Linked DNA regions of Homo sapiens: regions 2 and 3 are each linked to region 1. The links are chromatin contacts, found by Hi-C or POLR2A ChIA-PET in ENCODE. All regions are on one chromosome and are shown on one strand. The core of a region is the stretch at or near the end of the contact, and the rest is flanking DNA. Distances in the headings are between cores, read along the strand shown.

Region 1 (3,248 bases), core at 428-2,927:
CCCACTTGCTTTTCAGTGCACAAAGCCCAGTCATGAAAGCCACTGACTTTATTGATCTAAAAAACTTTACAAGGACAGTGACTGTTCTGCCAAAAAAGGAGCCAAATGGTATCAAACGGATTGAAAGTGAGGGTGGGGGTGAGGGATGGGGCCGGGAATCCATTCAGGAAAGCTGGTAACTGTCACCAGGGAACTGGCAAGGGAAAAAGGACGGGGGAGGCATGCAAGAGCGAGAATCCAAAAAAAAGTTGAAATGGTTAGGGGAGAAAACTCCCAAAAGACCCCGGAGTACGTCGGAGGTGAGTACGACAATAGCAATCTTTTCCTTCGTAGAGGACAGGGGAGGAGTCCCTACTCGGCTGCAAACTCTGGATGAGGGCTGGGGATTGAGAGCTTCCCAGAGAGCATCACAAGAAGGCGTCGCACCACTCTCGAAGGCATCCGAAGCAGTCCCGGGACTGCTTGGCGTTGGCGCCACAAGTGTCTTTCAGCCATTCCCGGAAGAGGTCTTCATCTTTCTTTAGCACCAGAAACTGGCCAAGGACAACATAGGCCTGCAAAACAGGGAAAAGGAAGGAGCGTGCTGCTCAGTGCTCAGTGAGAGATAAGAGCAAGACAGCCATTCCTGTGCCATTCAGAGCACACAAGCCCAGGAAGCAGCGCGGGTTTTGCCCCCCTCTCCTCTCCACCAGGTGCCCAGGCTCTGGCAGCCTCTTCAGATTATACCTTACTGTCCATCCCCCAGCAGATGGAATCACTTCCCTTCCACCCCCCGCTTGCACTAGGTACACGCAGCCACCCCACACCTTGTCAAAACCCCTTTCCTCCAGCTTCTTGCCCAGGACTTCACCAATCCCAGCCAGGCTCCCCACTGGCTTCTCCCCCATGGGCTCTGCCACGAAGTCTCGGTGCTTTTGGGAGGTTGTCATCTTGATCAGGCTTAATCTAGGAATCCCAAAAAAAAGGCAGATTAGGGCTGAAGACCTGGAACTTCTAAGGGCCCACGAGCAATCTCATAGTAAGAGGAAGCCAAGCCAGGGGTTACAGTGGCTTGCTCGATCCCCCTCATCCTGAAAGGAGAAAACAGTTCCAGGGAGACTCTTCCCTACTATTTTTAAGAGGAGTTTCTTCCTGCAGGACCTGGATTTTGATCTTGCCCCAGAGGAAAAACGATCCTGCCTAACAGGTGGCGCAAGCGGGGCAGTGGAAAGATGCCCAGAGTCCGTAGCCAGGGCTGCGCGGAAGCTATCACTCCCTCTGTGACCTTGGCTGAACCAAGACGACACTGCCTGCCTGGAACGGCCACTTGGCGTGGAAAGCTAACCAAAGGGTCTCTCTACCTACAGGGCGAAGCGCACACCTAGCGCTGCGCACACCCGCTCCCCGCCCGCGGGGTTCACGCCGCGCCCCAGCTCCGCCCCCACCGCGCGCCGCTGCGGCCCGCCCCTTCCCGCGGCCCGGCTCCCACGCGCTGCACCCCGCCCCCTCCCCGCAGCGCGGCCAAGCTCTCCCCCAGGGCCCGCCACAGCGCCTGCGACCCCTCTCCTCCCCTTCTCCCCGCAACCCCTCTGGCCTCCAATCAGGGCCCTGCTCCGCGGCTGGCGCTCACCCGCAACTTCAGTTCCCGTAACGGTTCCTCCCGCCACCCGGCCGCTCCTGCGGATACCTCAAGCCACTAGAACTTTCTTCCACTTCCGCTTCCGGGTCGCTTCAAGAGCCGCCTTTAAAAAAGAAACATTCCACGTTGGGCACTTCTAGCCAGTTAGAGCTATAGAGTTGAGGCGCCCCGGACCTCGACGGCGTCCTTAGTAGGCGCTCCTTTCCGGTCCTTCGCGGGAAGCCCTGCCTTCTAAGGTCTCGCTTCTCGCGCAGTTCTGAGGGAGATAGGCCTCCAGGGAGAGGACTTCCTTTCTCTGCTGCCCGGACCCGGAACTCAAGGACTTAGGCTTGACGGACCTGGCGTGGGGAAGAGTTAGAAGACGGACAAGGGAGGGGACGGGAGGCCTCCGAGACAGCGCCGGAAGTACGGTTTTCGGAGGGATCAGACTCAGACTCACGTCGCACTCCTCGCAGTTGGACTGGTGGGAACTGGGAACACTGGAGACCTGATTTCTAACTGACGCTACCGTCGCGGCCGCCGGCAAGTTCCTTTACTGTGTTTTCTTGGTTCAGCCTTGAAGTGAGTCGTGGACGATCCTCTCTCAGCGTCCAGCCTAGACGGCGGTGTTGCTCCGGCAGCGTTCCTGGGAGCCGAGGGCCAGAGACTAAGTGTGGGTGTTTCTCTGAGGGTCTTTTCTCCGGGATAGACAGGGAGGAGGAAGGAGGACAGCAACTAGAGACGACAGTGTTTCTTTCGGAAACCATCAGTCTTAAGGGTACTGGCCTTCGTCTTCTAAGTACGCAAGTCAGAAATATGCAAATGTCGCAGACAAGCCTGCTCACCTCAACCTTTAATTAACTAGTTCCTGGCTTGAACCATCACGGTGGCCACCTAGTTTGTCTCCGGCTGTAGTGTGTTGCCAGACTGAACTTCTCTGTTGTGTGACTATGCTAGACTTGGGGTGTACAAGCGTGTTGAGAAAGATACGGTTTATTTCAAACTCCTTCCAGAGAGGTTGCCAGGATGACTTCTCTGGAGCATGCGTATAGTTTTATATTACACTAGTACTTAAGATTATAGGAGTTACTTTTTTTTTTTTTTTTTTTTTGAGACGGAGTCTTGCTCTGTCGCCCAGGCTGGAGTGCAGTGGCGCGATCTCGGCTCACTGCAAGCTCCGCCTCCCGGGTTCACGCCATTCTCCTGCCTCAGCCTCCCGGGTAGCTGGGACTACAGGCGCTCGTCATCACGCCCGGCTAATTTTTTGTATTTTTGTAGAGAGAGGGTTTCACCGTATTAGCCAGGATGGTCTCGATCTCCTGACATCGTGATCCGCCCACCTCGGCCTCCCAAAGTGCTGGGATTACAGGCGTGAGCCACCGCGCCCGGCCGGAGTTACTTTTACATGACATGCATTGTATTGTCCCATTCTGTTGTAGCAGGACGAGTCGCAGACAGAACTCCTCAGACACCAGATTAAAGAAGGAAGAGGTTTTTTTATTCGGCCGGGAGCGTCGGCAGACTCGTGTCTTAAGAGCCGAGCTCCCCGAAAAAGAAATTCCTAGCCCTTTTAAGGGCTTACAACTCTAAGGGGTCTACGTGAAAAAGTCATAATAGATCAAGTAAGCGTGAGAAACGTGACTGGGGGCTA
Region 2 (3,248 bases), core at 529-3,028, 480 kb before region 1:
GTGTCCGCCATGGGCCCTGCTGAGAACCATCACTGTCATCACAGCTGTTGTTTACCCCATACCAATTGCATACCTGGCTCTGAACTCTTATGATCTCATTTAATCCTCCCAAAAGCCCATGTGGAAGGGAATACTATTGTACCCATTCACCAGATATGCTAACTGAGGCTTAGAGAAGGTGAGATGACTCACCCAAGGGGTCACAAAATACACTGGTGGACCATATTTGGTCTGTAGTCCCTAAACCTTAAAGATTGACTCTAAGGTCAGGCATGGTGGCTCACACCTGTAATCCCAGCACTTTGGGAGGCCGAGGTGTGTGGATCACCTGAGGTCAAGAGTTCAAGACCAGCCTGACCAACATGGTGAAACCTCCTTTCTACTAAAAATACAAAAATTAGCCAGGCTTGGTGCCAGGCACCTGTAATCTCAGCTACTGGGAAGGCTGAGGCAGGAGAATCACTTGAACCCAGGAGGTGGAGGCTGCAGTGAGCTGAGACCGCACCATTGCACTCCAGCCTGGGCAACAGAGTGAGACTCCACCTCAAAAAAAAAAAAATTGATTGACTCTAACTACCTAGTATTACAGATGGGGAAACTGAGGTTCAGAGAGGCTAAGAGCCTTGCCTAATCCCACAATGGAGACATCAGCAGCAGAGATCCTCATCTCTAGGCTCCCAGCCCAGGCCCCTCCCTGCTTCCTTGTTCAGTATTATTTTTTTAAGACGGAGTCTCACTTAGTTGCCCAGGCTGGAGTGCAGTGGCATGATCTTGACTCACTGCAACCTCCGCCTCCCGGGTTCAAGCGATTCTCCTGCCTCAGCCTCCAAAGTAGTTGGGACTACAGGCGTGCATCACCATGCCCAGCTAATTTTTTGTATTTTTGATAGAGACGGGGTCTCGCTATTTTGTCCAGGCTGGTCTCGAACTCCTGGCCTCAAGCGATCTGCTTGCCTTGGCCTCCCAAAGTGCTGGGATTACAGGCGTGAGCCACCGCGCCTGGCCTTTGTTCAGAATTCTTTACACTTTCCACTGTGCTCACAAGGATAAAGTGCCAGGCCGCCAGCTGGAAGGCTCAGCCTTTAGCCAGGACTCGGCCCCAGACTCCTAAAAGTCAAGTCCATTGCTTCACTTTTCTGTACCTCCGTTTCCTCCTCTATAAAAGAGAGAATAACCCCAATATTACCAGGTGGGTGCGCTAATCAGATGAAGTCGCCCTGGACGGAAAGTATCCACAGCAATAAATGATTTTGCTTGAAACTGTCCCATTCTCATCCCTCTAAATGCCTTTTCCTTGGCCCTCCATTCTCCTGCTCGCTCCCTGTGCTCCACCAGGGAAGCCACAGAAGTTCACAACCAGAAGAAAGCCCATTTTACAGATAGGGAAACTGAGGCTTGGAAAGGGCAACAATTTACTGAAGGTCTGACAGCCCCGTTGGAACCCGGGGATTCCCCAACCCGGGGCATTCTCCCCGCCACGCCCCGTCCCGGCTGGGACAGAGTGTCCAGCCTCCTCGCCCTGCCCCGGCCTCCAGAAGCCCCGCCCCAATAGCACAGCCTCGAGGTTCGGAAAGGGCTGTTAACTCTTTGCTCCCCGGAGCACTCCTTGGCCTCGAGGGCGGGGTGAATTTGGAGGGGGTACTGGAGAGTGGGCAGAAAGGGAACGATTTTGCGCTCAGTATGGATTCGCCTTGGTCCCCCGGGATGACACGCTTTGACCCCAAAAGCCCAGGCGCCGCGCCTCACCTGCAGCAGCTGCTCCGTTCGCAAACTCACTTCCTGCTTCCGGCTCCCCCATTCATTGGGGCTCTGCGAACCCCGCCCCCCTTGGCCAACTGCCTGGCCTCGGGGTCCGGATGGGCGTCAGTACCAGCCAATAGACGCGCCAAGACGAGCTTCTCGGCTCGCCCGCTCCCGCCCCCAGGCGCTACGGGGTGGCGCGCGGATTGGCCCTGCGGGCTCGGCCTTTTGTCAGCAGGCCGCACACGCGCCGGACCGGGTACCGCTGTGCCCGGCCTGGCCGCGGCCTAGTCCCGGCAGACGGGACTGACGAGGTCACCAAGCCCAGGCCGAGACGGCGCGGGTGTCAGGGACTTGGGAATCCCCCTCCCCCAGTCCCGATCCCGCTTTCCTTTGGGGTTTCACCTCAGAGGACCCGACAGCACTCTTGCAGGTGGGAACCTACACAATAGGAGTAATGTGGCTCCACCTTCCTCTCGGGACTCGGGACCTGGGGGTGGAGACTTGGAAGTTGCAAAGCTCTCGGTGCCGGGAATCGGGGCTACGGTTGAGTGGGATCGGGCCAGGGCTGAGGTGGTCCCACCCGTGTAGGGGCGCGGAGAAACGCCTCGACTGCTTCACTGTACCACCACCCACCCGCCACGGGCCTGGAAGGAGCCGCTAAACATTCCCGAGCCTCAGTTTCCTTAGCACAAACAGGCTGGTAGTTTCCTGGTGCTTGCCAGATGCCTGATGGATGAGAAAGCCTCCTGCGGCCCCGAAAGGGAGTCCAGAGCAGAGGCGGGCCCGCGGTCCACTTTTACAGGTCTGGACGGACTCACGGGACCACGGTCTGGGTGGGGCATGCGGAAGGGCCTAGGCCAAATGGGGAGTAGTGGTGAGGGCCCAGGGTCAGACTGGGGGGTGGAGTGAGGTTGTCTGGGAGTCTTGGCTTTATGAACCGGAAAACCAGGCTAATAATTGAATCCAATCCAAGGGATATTGTAAGTTGTGATGTGTTGACTGCAGTGCCGCTCCCTATAGTTGCGCAGGGTGAGGGGCGTTTGGGTACTGAAATCCCGCACGGTCTCCTTGCTACGCCCGTGTCTAGGCCAGACAGCCTCTGCTTACCATAGACACCAGTTTCTCATCCACAAAGGTGCCCAAGGCCCTGCTTGACACAACAGTGTTACAAGCTGTTAGCTTTGATGATTACTTGTTATATGGGGGAGTTCAACAAGTTGGTCGGTGTCCTTAGGAAAGTCACCCCTCTTCTTTCCTGTGCCTCCGTTTTCATTGTCTTTAAAATGGGTATAAAGTTGGCTGACAGGTGAAGTTGAAATGTGCACAGGTAAGGGAGGTAGTGCTGCCCACTGCCAGCAGGGGGCAGCTCAGGCAAGGAAAAGACCCCAGTGCTCTCAGGACCCCCCAACCAGCTACGTGATCACATTTTTATGATCACAGATAAGATGAGCATATACTGAGGTCCCTTGCTAGCAGTTTGGCATGGAGGACCTCATTTAATTCTT
Region 3 (3,248 bases), core at 1-2,500, 330 kb before region 1:
GTGGCCGTGGAGCTGACCTGACCAGGCAAGGCTGCTGTCTCCATCCCTGAGCCGCCTGCCACCTCCCACTCCTGAAGATCCATCTCTTGGGGCTCCCCTGACAGAGAAGACAGCCGAAGTCAAAGCCACATCCTCTTGCTGATGTTGGATGCAGGCTGTCCGGCCTCAGGGCCAGGGAGCCAGTTTCCACTGTGCGGGAACTCTGAGTCAGACGTGATTATCTGGGGGTCTGTCCACCCTGGCTGGATCTGGAGGCAAGATGCCAGGCCCCCCAGGTGTTCTCAGGGCAGTTCTTGGTGTCTGCTTCTCAGATTCCAAGGACTGGAATTAAAACCTTTCCTGGGACTCTGGCGTGCCCTGTGTGTGTGTGTGATTTACCTTGCAAGAGAATCAGGGCTCCCGTGGGGAGCACCTGAACCAGGCCGACTTCTAGGGTGCCTGCAGATTGCCACTCCTCACACTACCCAGCAGAGGCTAGAGCACTGTGCGTGGGGCCAGGCTGGGGAGGGGGAGGTGGGCGCTGGGCTGCCTGGCGCTGGGCAGAGTCAACATATGGCACCGGGAGAGTGCCTCGGCGGGGAGGGTGGATGCGTGTGCTTGGAGCCTGGGTCATGTCTGCACCTGTCCCAGTTGCCTGGCAGATTGGCAAGGCAGGCTGGCAGAGCCTGCGTGCGTGGGAGGCAGCCGGCAGCACCGCCATGTGCTGACGACCTCACAGCCAGACTCCCCCTGGTTAGCACTGAGTGTCAGAACCACCCCCAGAACCTCAGTTAAGCAAATAGGTTGGTTTCCATGGAGACATGGCATATTTTCTCCATGGCAACCTAAAATCCTAAAACCCAGGTTCAGGAATGAGTCATCTATGGACAGTAGAGGGTGCTCTCCCACAAGGCTGACCTGAGGCCAGGGGCAGATGAGCAACTGACCACAGAGCCAAAGGTGCCCCCAGAGCATGGCTGGGGCCTGTGGGGACTGAGGCCGCTTAACCACTTCCCGCCCACGTGTGCAATGTGAGTAGCTGGTGAGGCTGCAGGAGGCCGTGTGTGGAGGTGGCATCCCCCAGCTGGGGCCCTCAGAGCAGGGCTAGCATGGAGGGGACCCCTGACCCCCAAAGCAGGGTCCAGAACAGAGGAGGCGGGCACTGGCCAGGCAGGGTGGACACACAAGAGTTAACTGGCGGGTGTGACAGGCGGACCGCCCTCAGGAAGTGTTACTCACTGGGGATGTGCGTGCCTTGCCTTGGGACTGGATTCTCTTCCTGAAGCGAAGGAGCTCCCAGCCATGGAAAGCCCTGGAGAGTCAGGCGCGGGCTCTCCTGGAGCCCCCAGCCCGTCCAGCTTCACTACTGGGCACCTGGCGAGAGAAAAGTTAGTGAAGTTGGCAGGGCAGCCAGGTGGGGCAGGGAGGGGCTGCGAGAGGAGGGCCTATCCGGGGATAGAGAAAGTGGGAAACCCGGGAGTGGGGAAGAGGAGAGCAAGGGTCCCAGCCCCTGGCTCCCTGCTCAGATCTGGGTGCCTGCCCCCAGGCCAGCCCAGGACCCACTGTATGACGTGCCCAATGCCAGCGGCGGGCAGGCAGGCGGGCCGCAGCGGCCGGGGCGCGTTGTGAGCCTGCGGGAGCGCCTGCTGCTCACCCGGCCCGTGTGGCTGCAGCTGCAAGCCAACGCAGCGGCCGCACTGCACATGCTGAGGACCGAGCCCCCGGGGGTGAGTCTTGCCCCACACTCCAGGGACTGGCCAGCCAGGGGTGGGAGGGAGAGGGATGGGACGCCAAGGTCCTGAGCTGCCTGAGCCCTATCCACTTGCAGACGTTCCTCGTGCGGAAATCTAACACCCGCCAGTGCCAGGCCCTGTGCATGCGGTTGCCTGAAGCCAGTGGCCCCTCCTTCGTCTCCAGCCACTACATCCTGGAGAGCCCTGGCGGTGAGGGGCTGGCCTGGCGGGAAGGGGCTGGAAGCAGGGAGGTTCCCCAGAGAAGCACCTCACTTCCCTCCTCTCTCAGGCGTCTCCTTGGAGGGCTCGGAGCTCATGTTCCCAGACCTAGTCCAGCTCATCTGTGCCTACTGCCACACCCGGTGAGTCTGCCCGCAGGGTGCCTGGTGTCCACGGGCCCTGCTCCTTGGGACAGCCCATCCTTCCCGCCCTCTTCGGCCCTCACTCCCTTCTGCTCCCCTCTCTGGCCTCAGGGACATCCTTCTCCTCCCGCTGCAGCTCCCCAGAGCCATCCACCACGCAGCCACTCACAAAGAGCTGGAGGCCATCTCCCATCTGGGCATTGGTAAGGGCTTCCTGCCACCCATTGCACAGATGAACAAGCTGAGGCCGAGGGGAAGGCAAGGCTCGCAGCACACCGCCCGAAGCCCCTGCCTTGCCTTGGTTGGGAAACTTCCCCTAACCAGTCCCGGAGGCCCCAGTCGGTTTCTTGTTCCCTAGAGTTCTGGAGCTCCTCCCTCAACATCAAGGCTCAGCGGGGCCCGGCTGGAGGCCCAGTGTTGCCCCAGCTGAAGGCCCGGTCCCCTCAAGAGCTGGACCAGGGCACCGGAGCCGCCTTGTGCTTCTTCAACCCCCTGTTCCCGGGGGACCTAGGGCCCACCAAGCGGGAGAAATTCAAGAGAAGCTTCAAAGTGCGCGTGTCCACAGAGACCTCCAGCCCCCTGTCTCCACCTGCCGTGCCACCTCCCCCCGTCCCCGTGCTGCCAGGGGCAGTCCCCAGCCAGACAGAGCGGCTGCCCCCTTGCCAGCTGCTACGGAGGGAGAGCTCAGTGGGGTACCGCGTGCCAGCAGGCAGTGGCCCTAGCCTTCCGCCTATGCCCTCCCTCCAAGAGGTGGACTGCGGCTCCCCCAGCAGCTCCGAGGAGGAGGGGGTGCCAGGGTCCCGGGGGAGCCCAGCGACCTCACCCCACCTGGGCCGCCGACGACCTCTGCTTCGGTCCATGAGCGCCGCCTTCTGCTCCCTACTGGCACCGGAGCGGCAGGTGGGCCGGGCTGCGGCAGCACTGATGCAGGACCGACACACAGCCGCGGGCCAGCTGGTGCAGGACCTACTGACCCAGGTGCGGGCTGGGCCCGAGCCCCAGGAGCTGCAGGGCATCCGTCAGGCGCTGAGCCGGGCCCGGGCCATGCTGAGTGCGGAGCTGGGCCCTGAGAAGCTGCTGTCGCCTAAGAGGCTGGGTGAGGCTCCGTCTCTCCATAGCTCCAGCACTGCCCCATCCGACCCTCTGCTCCCCTCCACAGCGCCAGCCTGTCTGA

What was found. Hi-C counts contacts between places; a loop is a spot of excess contacts on that map. ChIA-PET counts read pairs that join two places held with the same protein, here RNA polymerase II (POLR2A). Pooled maps may share reads with other maps.
Region 2: a map with no recorded cell type shows a loop between it and region 1 (12-fold over the local background). The contact joins the promoter of DPP3 here to the promoter of BANF1 in region 1. A Hi-C loop is called at or near these places in 3 of 37 single-sample maps with no recorded cell type and 7 of 50 pooled maps.
Region 3: a loop to region 1 is called in a pooled map, with 4 times the contacts of the local background. The contact joins the promoter of RIN1 here to the promoter of BANF1 in region 1. A Hi-C loop is called at or near these places in 8 of 50 pooled maps. POLR2A ChIA-PET finds 5 or more read pairs at or near these places in 3 of 52 experiments (BJ, activated CD4-positive, alpha-beta memory T cell and activated naive CD4-positive, alpha-beta T cell).

The regions. Positions count from the first base shown.
Region 1 is chr11:66,000,932-66,004,179 of GRCh38, reverse strand. It overlaps BANF1 (barrier to autointegration nuclear assembly factor 1), which reads right to left and starts at 1,677. Exons shown (of 3, transcript NM_003860.4): 1 at 1,610-1,677; 2 at 807-945; 3 at 31-554. The coding sequence starts at 929. The coding sequence ends at 408. It overlaps EIF1AD (eukaryotic translation initiation factor 1A domain containing), which reads left to right and starts at 2,023. Exons shown (of 6, transcript NM_001242481.2): 1 at 2,023-2,270. RefSeq lists enhancers at 142-948, 1,956-2,325 and a silencer at 1,316-1,655.
Region 2 is chr11:66,478,964-66,482,211 of GRCh38, reverse strand. DPP3 (dipeptidyl peptidase 3) reads right to left here and starts at 1,778. Exons shown (of 18, transcript NM_130443.4): 1 at 1,747-1,778; 2 at 1-19. The coding sequence starts at 11. It overlaps DPP3-DT (DPP3 divergent transcript), which reads left to right and starts at 1,963. Exons shown (of 4, transcript NR_120586.1): 1 at 1,963-2,173. RefSeq lists enhancers at 1,639-1,808, 2,385-2,952 and a silencer at 1,949-1,998.
Region 3 is chr11:66,334,436-66,337,683 of GRCh38, reverse strand. It overlaps RIN1 (Ras and Rab interactor 1), which reads left to right and starts at 1,250. Exons shown (of 10, transcript NM_004292.3): 1 at 1,250-1,367; 2 at 1,526-1,706; 3 at 1,808-1,922; 4 at 2,002-2,074; 5 at 2,186-2,277; 6 at 2,433-3,170. The coding sequence starts at 1,282. It overlaps BRMS1 (BRMS1 transcriptional repressor and anoikis regulator), which reads left to right. Exons shown (of 10, transcript NM_015399.4): 10 at 1-345. RefSeq lists an enhancer at 1-770.